2 separate regions of the Homo sapiens genome follow, and region 2 is linked to region 1. Evidence: chromatin contacts called from ENCODE Hi-C or POLR2A ChIA-PET data. All regions are on one chromosome and are shown on one strand. Each heading gives the region's core, a stretch centred on a gene start or an enhancer-like site at or near the end of the contact. The rest is flanking DNA. Distances are from core to core; before and after follow the strand shown. Region 1 holds the start of SAMM50 (SAMM50 sorting and assembly machinery component). Region 2 overlaps PARVB (parvin beta).

The links. A loop is a pair of places that touch in the nucleus more often than their neighbours do. ChIA-PET counts read pairs that join two places held with the same protein, here RNA polymerase II (POLR2A). Pooled maps may share reads with other maps.
Region 2: a pooled map shows a loop between it and region 1 (3-fold over the local background). The contact joins the enhancer-like site here to the promoter of SAMM50 in region 1. A Hi-C loop is called at or near these places in 2 of 50 pooled maps. POLR2A ChIA-PET finds 5 or more read pairs at or near these places in 3 of 52 experiments (AG04450, HEK293T and endothelial cell of umbilical vein).

What each region holds. Positions count from the first base shown.
Region 1 is chr22:43,953,262-43,958,288 of GRCh38, reverse strand. SAMM50 (SAMM50 sorting and assembly machinery component) reads right to left here and starts at 2,847. Exons shown (of 15, transcript NM_015380.5): 1 at 2,691-2,847. The coding sequence starts at 2,711. It also overlaps the pseudogene RPL35AP36. RefSeq lists enhancers at 2,103-2,312, 2,118-2,869, 2,993-3,072, 3,153-3,202, 2,870-3,622 and a silencer at 2,755-3,029.
Region 2 is chr22:44,062,280-44,067,557 of GRCh38, reverse strand. All of the region lies in intron 1 of PARVB (parvin beta), which reads right to left. Among named protein-coding and RNA genes, the nearest start is that of PARVB, 41 kb to the right of the region's middle. RefSeq lists enhancers at 1-299, 3,134-3,633. Within about 2 kb of position 3,702, at least 3 of the 41 ENCODE cell types and tissues checked have a DNase peak (open chromatin) inside an H3K27ac peak, as active enhancers do.

The DNA of each region.
Region 1 (5,027 bases), core at 1,598-4,097:
GGATAAGACGAAAATGCAAACAGACCCAAAACAAGCCAAAATGTAAATGGCACCAAAGGAAATGGCACGGAAAGGCGAAGCCCATCCAAATGCAGGGGATAAAGAACTTTCAGAACGGAGTTCTAAAAGATGGGAATATTTTGATGCTAAAGATGGATGATGGGAGGGGGAATGAAGTGCAATAGTGCGGTCCAAATAAAGCCATCCTCACAGGGCTAACAAGAATTCTGGACAAAGGCCAGGCGTGGTGACTCATGCCTGTAATCTCAGCACTTTGGAAGGCCGAGGCAGGCGGATCACAAGGTCAGGAGATCGAGACCATCCTAGCTAACAGTGAAACCCCGTCTCTACTAATACAAAAAATTAGCCGAACATGGTGGCAGGCGCCTGTGGTCCCAGCTATTCAGGAGGCTGAAGCAGGAGAATGGTGTGAATCTGGGAGGTGGAGCTTGCAGTGAGCCAAGACCGTGCCACTGCACTCCAGCCTGGGCACAGAGCAAGACTCTGTCTCAACAACAACAAAAAAAATTATTCTGGACATCTGGACAGAAATGTAGTTATAATTGGCTGGGCGCAGTGGCTCACACCTGTAATCTCAGCACTTTGGGAGGCCGAGGCGGGATGATCACTTGAGGTCAGGAGTTCAAGACCAGCCTGGCCAACATGATGAAACCCCCGTCTCTACTAAAAATACAAAAATTGGCTGGGTGTGGTGGCGTGCGCCTATAATCCCAGCTACATGGGAGGCTGAGGCAGGAGAATCGCTTGAACCTGGGAGGCGGAGGTTGCAGTGAGTGGAGATTGCACCATTGCACTCCAGCCTGGGCAACACAGTGAGACTCCATCTCAAAAGAAATGTAGTTACAATTAACCATTAATCAAGTTGCCTTTTTTTTTTCAAGAGCACAAATCCACATTGATTTATTGACTTTTCATTAGTTTAAATCCTTGAGGGGTACAGCATTACTCGGATTCTGTGTCCAACAGCCTTAGCAGGAAGATTGCTTCAGAATTTGGCACGAATCATGCCATTGTTTCTGTGGGCCCGAGTTACCTTTCCCCAGATTACTCTGGCTTTGTTTGATTTGCCGCCAGGAGTCACTATGTTGTTCTTTGCTTTGTATACATGAGCCCAAATAGAATTCTGTTTCATCTCGGGCATAAACACCTTCAATTTTAAGAAGAGCTGTGTGCTCCCTTTGGTTCCGGAGACTCCACTTATAGCCAGCAAAAATGGCCTTGGACCACAGCCTTCCAGACATATTTCCTTTCAGAAGTCCTGCTCCCGGCAGGCCGCCACAGGAGCCAAGATGGCAGGAAGAGCTCAGGTTGCACTCTGACCTACTTGCTAGTAACCAAAAGTCACAGATACTATTTGCATCCCCATTGATTTTACAGATAGGATTTCTAAAATTAGAATCATAAGGCTTTTGCTTAAGAGTTGCTTTAGATGTTTTTCAGATCTCGAATTCCAGCAAAACTGATGCTGCCAACCAGTTTGAAGACTCCTCCCCGCAACAGAGGAACGGAATCAGCATGAGAAGTTTCCTCATCTCCCTGTCCCATAACTTCACCCTTCACTCTTCCACCAATCAAGGATCTCCACACTTCAGCAAAAACATGAGGTCCAAACTCCTGAAGGAGATGGATTTGAGGTTTCCTCTCTTTTCCCATCTCCTCGTTCAGCGGCCCTGCAACTGAAACTCTTTCTCTGCTGCAACCCACTGTCTGAGTGTATTGACTTATCGAGCACACTGAGCAACAGACCTATTACAGTTACACAAAGAGATGTCAGAAGAGAAACGGTGTTTGATCTGAATGAAAGACATATAAAGGGAAGTTAAGTCCAATTATCGATGTCAGGCTGCGACTTCTGTGCTAAATTTTTTTGGAAGTTAATGGGGAACTACTGAAAACGTCTATGCAGGTCAAGTGAAGCAATCAAAGTTGCAGTAGAAAAGTAGTGTTGGGGCTGAGACTCAGGAAATCTGAGGTTTTAGGCCATTTGGAACCAGTAACTATGTGACCTTGGAGAAGTAACTCATTATCTGGCCCTTATTTAAGATTAGGATAAACGAGAGGAGTTTGGCAACCAGTACAGTTAGTCAGGCGCCAGGCACCCAAGTATTCACATGCATTGTCTTTTAATTCTCTTTTAAGCCAGGCGAGGTAGGTACTATTACTACCTCCACTTTAAAACAGGAAGTAAGGCAGAGAGCGGTTCCGTCTTTTGCACGGTAGACAGGAGAAAAGAGGACCCCTAGATAGGTTTGAGTTAGAAGACTTCAAAGGATTCTTGTTGCTCTAGGAGCCTACAATGGCTCCAGCAGCGGCTGAGCGGGGAAAGGCTGGAAGTGACCAGTAAAGAGAGAAAACTTAAAATCATGCAAAGAAAGAGCACATTCACTGCGGTCTAAGACATCACAGAAAGTTGGCAAGTCCTTTGGGCCACGGACTCGCCGAGTGACCTTTAGCCAAGTCTCGTCCCTCCTATCAGGTTCCTGCTCGAAGGTCTGCAAGACTCGCTGGCCCGAGGCGACCTCTTTTCGGCCTCCTCCACCCAGCCCGGCACCCTTGGCACCCTCTCTCCCGGTGAACCCTGGGCGCAGCCACGAGAGCGTCTCCCCGCGGCGCCCGTCTGCCCTGCTGGCCCAGAGGCCTCGCAGCCCGCGGGTCGCTGGGCCTCTTACCCGGGCGTGCACAGTCCCCATGGTTCCCTCTCCAGCCGCTGCCTCGCAGAGCTGCCCGGGCGGGACAGAGCGTCTGCTGCTGAGGGCAGAAGGCGGGTCCGCGGTGGCGGAGCTGCAGGTCAAGGCAACTCCCACAAACCCCCGGACGCGGAACACTGGGGGCGGCCATGATTCCCCGCCTTCTCCGCGCCCCCTGGCTCGCGATGCCTTCGCTCATTGGTCCTTATGCGCCTGTGACCCGGATGTTCACACGGCCGCGGAGGACGTTCTGACTGCGCAAGCGAAGAGCGTTCACTGACATCCGCGAAGCTGCTGGCGCGTGGACTGTGTGGGGAGGGCGCGTGGGGTGAAGGTGGGTCTGCGAGAGGGTCCGCTGGGAGGCTGGCGTCTGGCGTTGGCGCCTGAAAGAGATCAGACCAGCTGTTGGGTGTCACTCAAGTCCTGCTGCTCTTAGCCCTCCTAGCACCCCCGACCCGAGGGTGCTGTGCTTGTGCCCACGCGCCGGTGAAGCCCCGAGACTCAGCGGGGAGACCCCGGGTCCGGCCACCCCCGAGCTGCAGTAGTCGGGTCTCACCGGCATCTGCTACACAAACCCGGATTGGTGCCCTGGCTCCTTTCGTTCAAGTCATTGGAACCCCCACTCAAAATCGTCAAAATGAAGACGATGGTCGTGTCTCCTTCTTGGGGGTTGGATTAAAAGGGCCTAATGTGAGAGACGGAAAGCAAAGCTCCCGGCACCGGGCCGGGCACACGGTGGGCGCTAGATAATGACCGCTATTCACTCAACTGCAGCCAGTAATTATGGGCGAGGGCCATCTAGGTGCTTGCATGAGAACCAGTCATATCGGTGAAGAAGACGGCCATGGGCTTAGGTTTTGGTGGCAAAACAGCTCCCCTGCCCCAAAAAAGAAAAGAGAATAGAAAAGAAAAAGGCATAATAAATATCAGCCACACATTGTGATAAGTATATTGAAAGAAACGAGACAGAATAAGAAAAGAGGAAGCTTCAGTATCCTGTCACGTTGCCACTCCCTTCTGATAACAGAAGCATCTTTTCTTCTGTCCCCTTACTCCCTCCCAGAAACCCTGACACCCTTTCCATTTAAATAGCAGCACCCTAGGCCTCCAACATCCCTGAGCTAAATATTCAAGTCCACATGTCCCTTCTTGCCTGGAAAGAGACAGAACCCAGCACCAGCCAGGCCCCTGCCCTTCCCTCACTCTCAGTTCCCTGAGCCTCAATTCCTTATCTGTAAAATGGAAATGATAGCCTAAGGCATAAGGTCTGAGGACCTCATGAGATCAAGCATGGGGCCTGGCACTCTGTAAACATCGAATCAACCAGATTTTCTTTGCCCAAACAGCCCTCTTTTCTTACACTTTCTTCCTCGTTATTCTTCTGAGTATGCCACTTGTAAAGGATAAGCCATGAGGTTGCCCTGCAGAGTGCAAGATGGTTGCAATATTTGAGAGCCTATTGTGTGTGAGGCCCTGGAGGATGGCAGAGGGAACAGGAGGAAAACAAAGTCACATGCTTTACCCTCAAACAAAGGGCTGTCTGCGATAGTTACAATGTATATATTAAAGGCTATCTGTGATAGTTACAATGTATATAATATATTAAAGGCTGTCTGTGGTAGTTAACAATGTGTATATTAAAGGCTGTGATAGTTACAATGGGTATACTATATTAAAGGCGGTGGTAGTTACAATGTATATAATATATTAAAGGCTGTGATAGTTACAATGTACATAATATATTAAAGGCTGTGATAGTTATAATGTATATATTAAAGGCTGTCTGTGATGGTTATAATGTATATAATATATTGAAGGCTGTCTGTGATGGTTATAATGTATATAATATACTGAAGGCTGTCTGTGATAGTTAAGATGTATATATTAAAGGCTGTCTGTGATGGTTACAATGTATATAATAAAGACTGAGAAGTCTCACAGTGCATATACTGGTTTCCTTCTCTTTAACCCAGTATTTCTTGAATTTATTGGGTCATAGAGATTTTTGGTTTTGGAGATTTTTCTGTGGCCTCTGGCAATGCTATTCAACAGTATTTCTTGTGCTCCTCTTTTGGGCACAAGAGAGGATTGCATCTCCCTGCTCCCATCCATGTGACTTGCTTTGGTCAACACATTGTGAGCAGAAGAGAGATGTGCCACTCTGGATGAGAACCTTTAAGAACCATATTTCTCTAACCATGCCATGGCAATCAGCGATCCCCCAATGGTGGGGCACCTACAGGCTAGGTCTGGGAGTGAGGACGACTTAAAATGAAGCCCAGCCACATTTGCTGGACATACAGCACGAATGAGAAATAA
Region 2 (5,278 bases), core at 2,453-4,952, 110 kb before region 1:
GGCCTTTCCATCTGCCCAGTGTCCAGTGCCACCCACGAAGGAAGGCTGGGGCAAGGGAGGGTCTTCCTGACGTGTGTGTATCCACTGAGCTGGCCAAGGAGATGCCTGGGGCTGGTGGTCAGCCCCTTGGGGGAGGAGGCAGAAATAACAGAGGATCAGTCAGGAAAGGAAATGTGATTAGCTTTTAAAAGGAAAATAACTACGCACTTGAAAAATCATAAAAGGATCAGCAGCCTAGTAGTCACATCTTAGAGTCAGGTTTAGACCACTTCAATGTAATGCAACTAACTAACATTTCATTCACTCACCCTGTATGCATCGACTGCCTCCTACCTGCCAGGCAAGGGGATTTCACAATGCAAGCAAGGCAGCCAAGACCCAGCTCCTGACACGCCATTTTCAGAATAAATTAAAGGGGCCTGGCACAGTGGTTCACACCTGTACTCCCAGCACATTGGGAGGCCAAGGCAGGAGGACCGCTCGAGCCCAGGAGTTGGAGACCAGCCTAAGCAACATAGTGAGACCCTGTCTCTACAAAAACTTAGCCAGATACAATGGCACATACCTGTAGTTCCAGTTATTCAGGAGGCTGAGGCAGGAGGATCACTTGAGCCTATGACCATCCCACTGCACTCTAGCCTGGGCAACAGAGTGAGACCCTGCCTAAGAAGAAGAAAAAGAAAGAAGAAAGAAGAAAAAAAAGGAAGAAGAAGAGAGGAGGAGATGGAGGAGGAAGAGGAGGAGGAGGAGGAGGAGGAGGAGGAGGAGGAGGAGGAGAAATAATTAAGGGACTGATGTCATCATTTCATTTGATTCTCATCAAGGCCCCATAAGGCAAGCAAGAAAGAACCCTTATGATCATCCCTATCTAACAGATGAGGAAACGGAGGCAGTGAGTGGTCGACAGGCTGTTGAAGGTCTTATACAGGGTGCGTATCAGGATCTCAACTCAGATGTGTGCCGTGCACCTACTGTGTGCCAGGCATCACTCAAGCCTGGGGTGCCAAGGTGAGAAACACTGCAGCCCTGCCTTCAAGCTATCAAAGTGGGAGAAAAGTCAATACATGCATAAATACAAGGTATGGGGATGATGGGTGGGGAGGCACCCCTTGTTAAGATAATTAAGACTGAGCCAAACGTAAGTTACAACCTTAGAGGCAGGTCATATCCTTTTCAATATAACCCATTAAAAGCCAGAGAAGTACAGATTCGACTTTTTGCTAAAATATTTCTGCCTGAGTTCTAAGGGGCTCACAGGGAGAAAGGCCCTTCAGTATCCCCCGGCTCTGCTTCTGTTTGAATTGGGCCCTTCACTGGCCATCACTAAAAACAAAGCACTCAGTTGAAAGACAAAGTATTTCAGAAAAACGGTAACTTGGATGGTGACTTTTAAGAAGTGGTAGATTCCACCATAGCCACCCACCTGGTACACAGTAGGCGCTCAATAGATGTTTGCTGTAGCGCCACTCTCATTCCTTTTTAGCAGCTTTTAAGAAAGAGCAAGGCTTCCTTTAAAAAGAAGTAGGAGACTACTGGGTATCTACCCAAGGGAAAAGAAGTCATCAGACAAAAAACATACTTCACACACGTTTATAGCACCACAATTCACAATTGCAAATATATGGAACCAATCAAATGCCCATCAATCAATGAGTGGATAAAGAAATTTCAGTGTATACACACACACACACACACACATGCACACACACACACACCATGGAATACTAATCAGCCATAAAAAGGAACAAAATAATGATATTCGCAGTAACCTGGATGGAAATGGAACTGGAGACCATTATTCTAAGTGAAGTAACTCAGGAATAGAAAACCAAACATCGTATGTTCTCACTCAGAAGCAGGAGCTAAGCTATGAGGATGTAAAGGCATAAGAATGATACAATGGACTTTGGGGACTTGGGGAAAGGGTGGGAGGTAGGTGAGGGATAAAAAGACTACATATTGGGTGCAGTGTACACTGCTCGGGTGATGGGTGCACCAAAATCTCACAAATCACCACTAAAGAGCTTATTCATGTCACCAAACACACCTGTTCCCCAAAAACCTGTTGAAATAAACAATAAAGAAATAAGAAAGAGGTGGGAGGCTGGGCGTAGTGGCTCACACCTGCATCCCAGCACTTTGGGAGGCCGAGGCAGGAGGATCGCTTGAGCCCAGGAGTTCGAGACCAGCTTGGGCAACATAGAGACCCAGCCTCTAAAAAAACAGAAAATAAATAAGATGAGGGAGAAGGTAATAAAATATAATCTTCCTGGACAGACTTCTCCTTCTGAGAACCCCCACCCAGAAGCTGCCCTCAGCACCACTATGGTACCACCACGTCCCCTGATTCATCTGGGGAAGACGAAGCAGATAGACAAAGGGTCCCCACAAAACCCCAAAACTAGTCAGTGAGCACTGGGGGAGCAGTGGGAGAAAGCCAAGTTTCCAGGGTCTCAGTGGGGCACATGGGGCAGGCTGGGCTGGCCCCACATAAGCTCTGAGGACCTCATCCAATGCCATTCAAAGTAAAACCCAAAGAAATGACACTTTCCTTTCTTCACAAAAACCCTGTACATTTCCTCTTGGTTTCATACAATCAACCAAACCTGGGGATCAGTGGAAAGAACTTGCAAAGGCCCATCTAGCTCTGAGAACCCTCATCCTAGAACTATCCGGATTAATGTTCTGCTGCTGTTGTTGCTGTTAGACAGGGTCTCACTCTGTCACCCAGGCTGAAGTGCATTAGTGCCATCACAGCTTGCTGTGGCCTCCACCTCCCGGGCTCAAGTGATCCTCCCACCTCAGCCTCCTGAGTAGCTGAGACTACAGGTGCATGCCATCATATCCAGCCAACTGTTTGTTTTTGTTTTTGTTTTTGTTTGTAGAGACAGGAGTCTCACTTTGTTGCCCAGGGTGGTCTCCAAATCCTGGGCTCAAGCGATCCTCCAGCCTCTGCCTCCCAAAGTGCTGGGATTATAGGTAGGAACCACATATAATTACCTGGAGTAATGTCTTAAGGCCAACGACCTCTCCTAGGCCCACAGGTGAGAACTGCCCCTTCTTCAAGGTCACGTCCTTTGGCCTCCAAGGACGTGAAGCATCAGAACTTGAACACTGACCCCAGCCTCTGGGGAACTCGGCCAGGCCCTTCAACAAACGCGAGTCCACACACATTTCCTGCTCTGAGCTCCTTCCTGCTTTCCTAACATTGCCTCCACCTGGGCACGGCGCATGCCTGTGTTATTCGTCTCCACAAAACACGTGGAAAGGAAAAGGGATCCAAGGCCCCACGGCCACGCTTCCAAACAGCTGGGTTTCGGCGTGACTATAACCAGGTGATACGGCTGGCTGCACCGAGGGCTGGTGGTCTCGGCAGGAAGGAAGACTGGCTGACGTGGCCAGCATCACACATGCGATCCCCAGCATCTTAACAGAGCAGGATATTCCACTCCCCAGGCCCCAGCACCACCCCAACACCAGCCCTCTGCCCTTGCATGGCAGCATGGCAGGGCATGAGACAGGTGAAGGCGCCACTGACCACACAGAAACCGAGGAGGAAAGCGATCCCAGGCCTCTGGTATCAAAGGCCGCACCGCACCCCATCCACGGAACACCTGGCCCCGAGAATGGGAAGCCGGGGAGGCCTGGGAAGTGACACGGAATGTGGCAACAGAGAGCACATCGGCTCGGCCAGAACTGGGAATCCGAGCTGGCCTGGTCATTGAGAGCTTCTCACATGCCCTGGAGGAAGTCATCTCCCAACTCATCTGTACCAGGAGCAGCTGCCTGATCCCAAGGGGCACAGACCATGCCCTCTGTGAGTGTGGACCCCCAGCACCGAGCAGGCCACGAGGAGTGAGTGAACTGGACAACCACACATACTCTGGGGATCACTGTGCCCCGGAAATCACTCCCCAACCCCACTAACCCCACACCCTGCCTGTCAGGCACCCTCTAAACCACGACGCTGAGGACGGAGACCACAGGACACACCGCAAGTGCTTGTAAAATAATAAGAAATATTCATATTGGGCCAGGCGCGGTGGCTCACGCCTGTAATCCCAGTACTTTGGGAGGCCAAGACAGGTGGATCACCTGAGGTCAGGAGTTTGAGACCAGCCTGGCCAACATAGTGAAACCCCGTCTCTAATAAAAATACAAAAATTAGCCCAGCATGATGGTGCACACCTGTAGTCCCAGCTACTCAGGAGGCTGAGGCAGGAGAATCACTTGAACCCGGGAGGCGGAGGTTGCAGTAAGCTGAGATCACACCACTGCACTCCAGCCTGGGTGACAGACCGAGACTCCATCTCAAAAAAAAAAAAAGAAAAGAAAAGAAATATTCATATTGGTCTCTGCCACCAGTCCCTGGCACACAGATCCTAAGAACCTTGTAATTTCCAGGTGCCAGGACAATCTTTTGTTCTAATATTTAGTCTTTGACCCTGGTTCCTGACACAAAGTTCCTAATCCCTTGGAATTTCCAGGGAGATAAAAGGATGTTTTATTCTAATGAGGTGACTCTTGGTGGCTCCTGGGTGGGGGCTGAGCACCAGAAAGACCCAGACACAATTAGAAGCCTGGAGCTTTCAGCTCCACACCCCCCAACCCCACCCTCCAGAAAGGGGAGAGGGGCTGGAGATTGAACTAATAACCAGACATGCCTACATGATGAAGCCTCCGTAAAAATCCCTGAACTACAGGGTGCAGAGAGCTTCCGGGTGGGTAAACACATCCAGGTGCCAGGAGGGTGGCACACCCCAACTCCAGGGCAACAGAAGCTCCTGTGCTGGGGGCCCTCCCAGGCCTCACCCTGTGTGCCTCCTCCTGTTCTGCTCACCTGCACCCTTTATCATCTCCTTTATAATAGACCAGGGAGCACAAATGCAGTGTTTCCCTGAGTTCTTTTTTTTTTTTTTCCAGACAGGGTTTTGCTCTTGTTGCTCAGGCTGGAGTGCAGTGGTGCGATCTCAGCTCACTGCAATCACCACCTCCCAGGTTCAAGCAATTCTCCTGCCTCAGTCTCCCGAGTAGCTGGGATTACAGTGCCCACCACCATGCCCAACCAATTTTTGTATTTTTAGTAGAGATGGGGTTTCACTATGTTGGCCCGGTTGGTCTCGAACTCCTGACCTCAAGCAATCCACCTGCCTTGGCCTCCCAAAGTGCTGGGGTTACAGGCTTGAGCCACCGTGCCTGGCCCATTTCCAAGTTCTGAGTCCCAGCAAATTAATCAAAACCGAGGAAGCAGTCGTGGGGACCCTGATTTGGGGTGCAG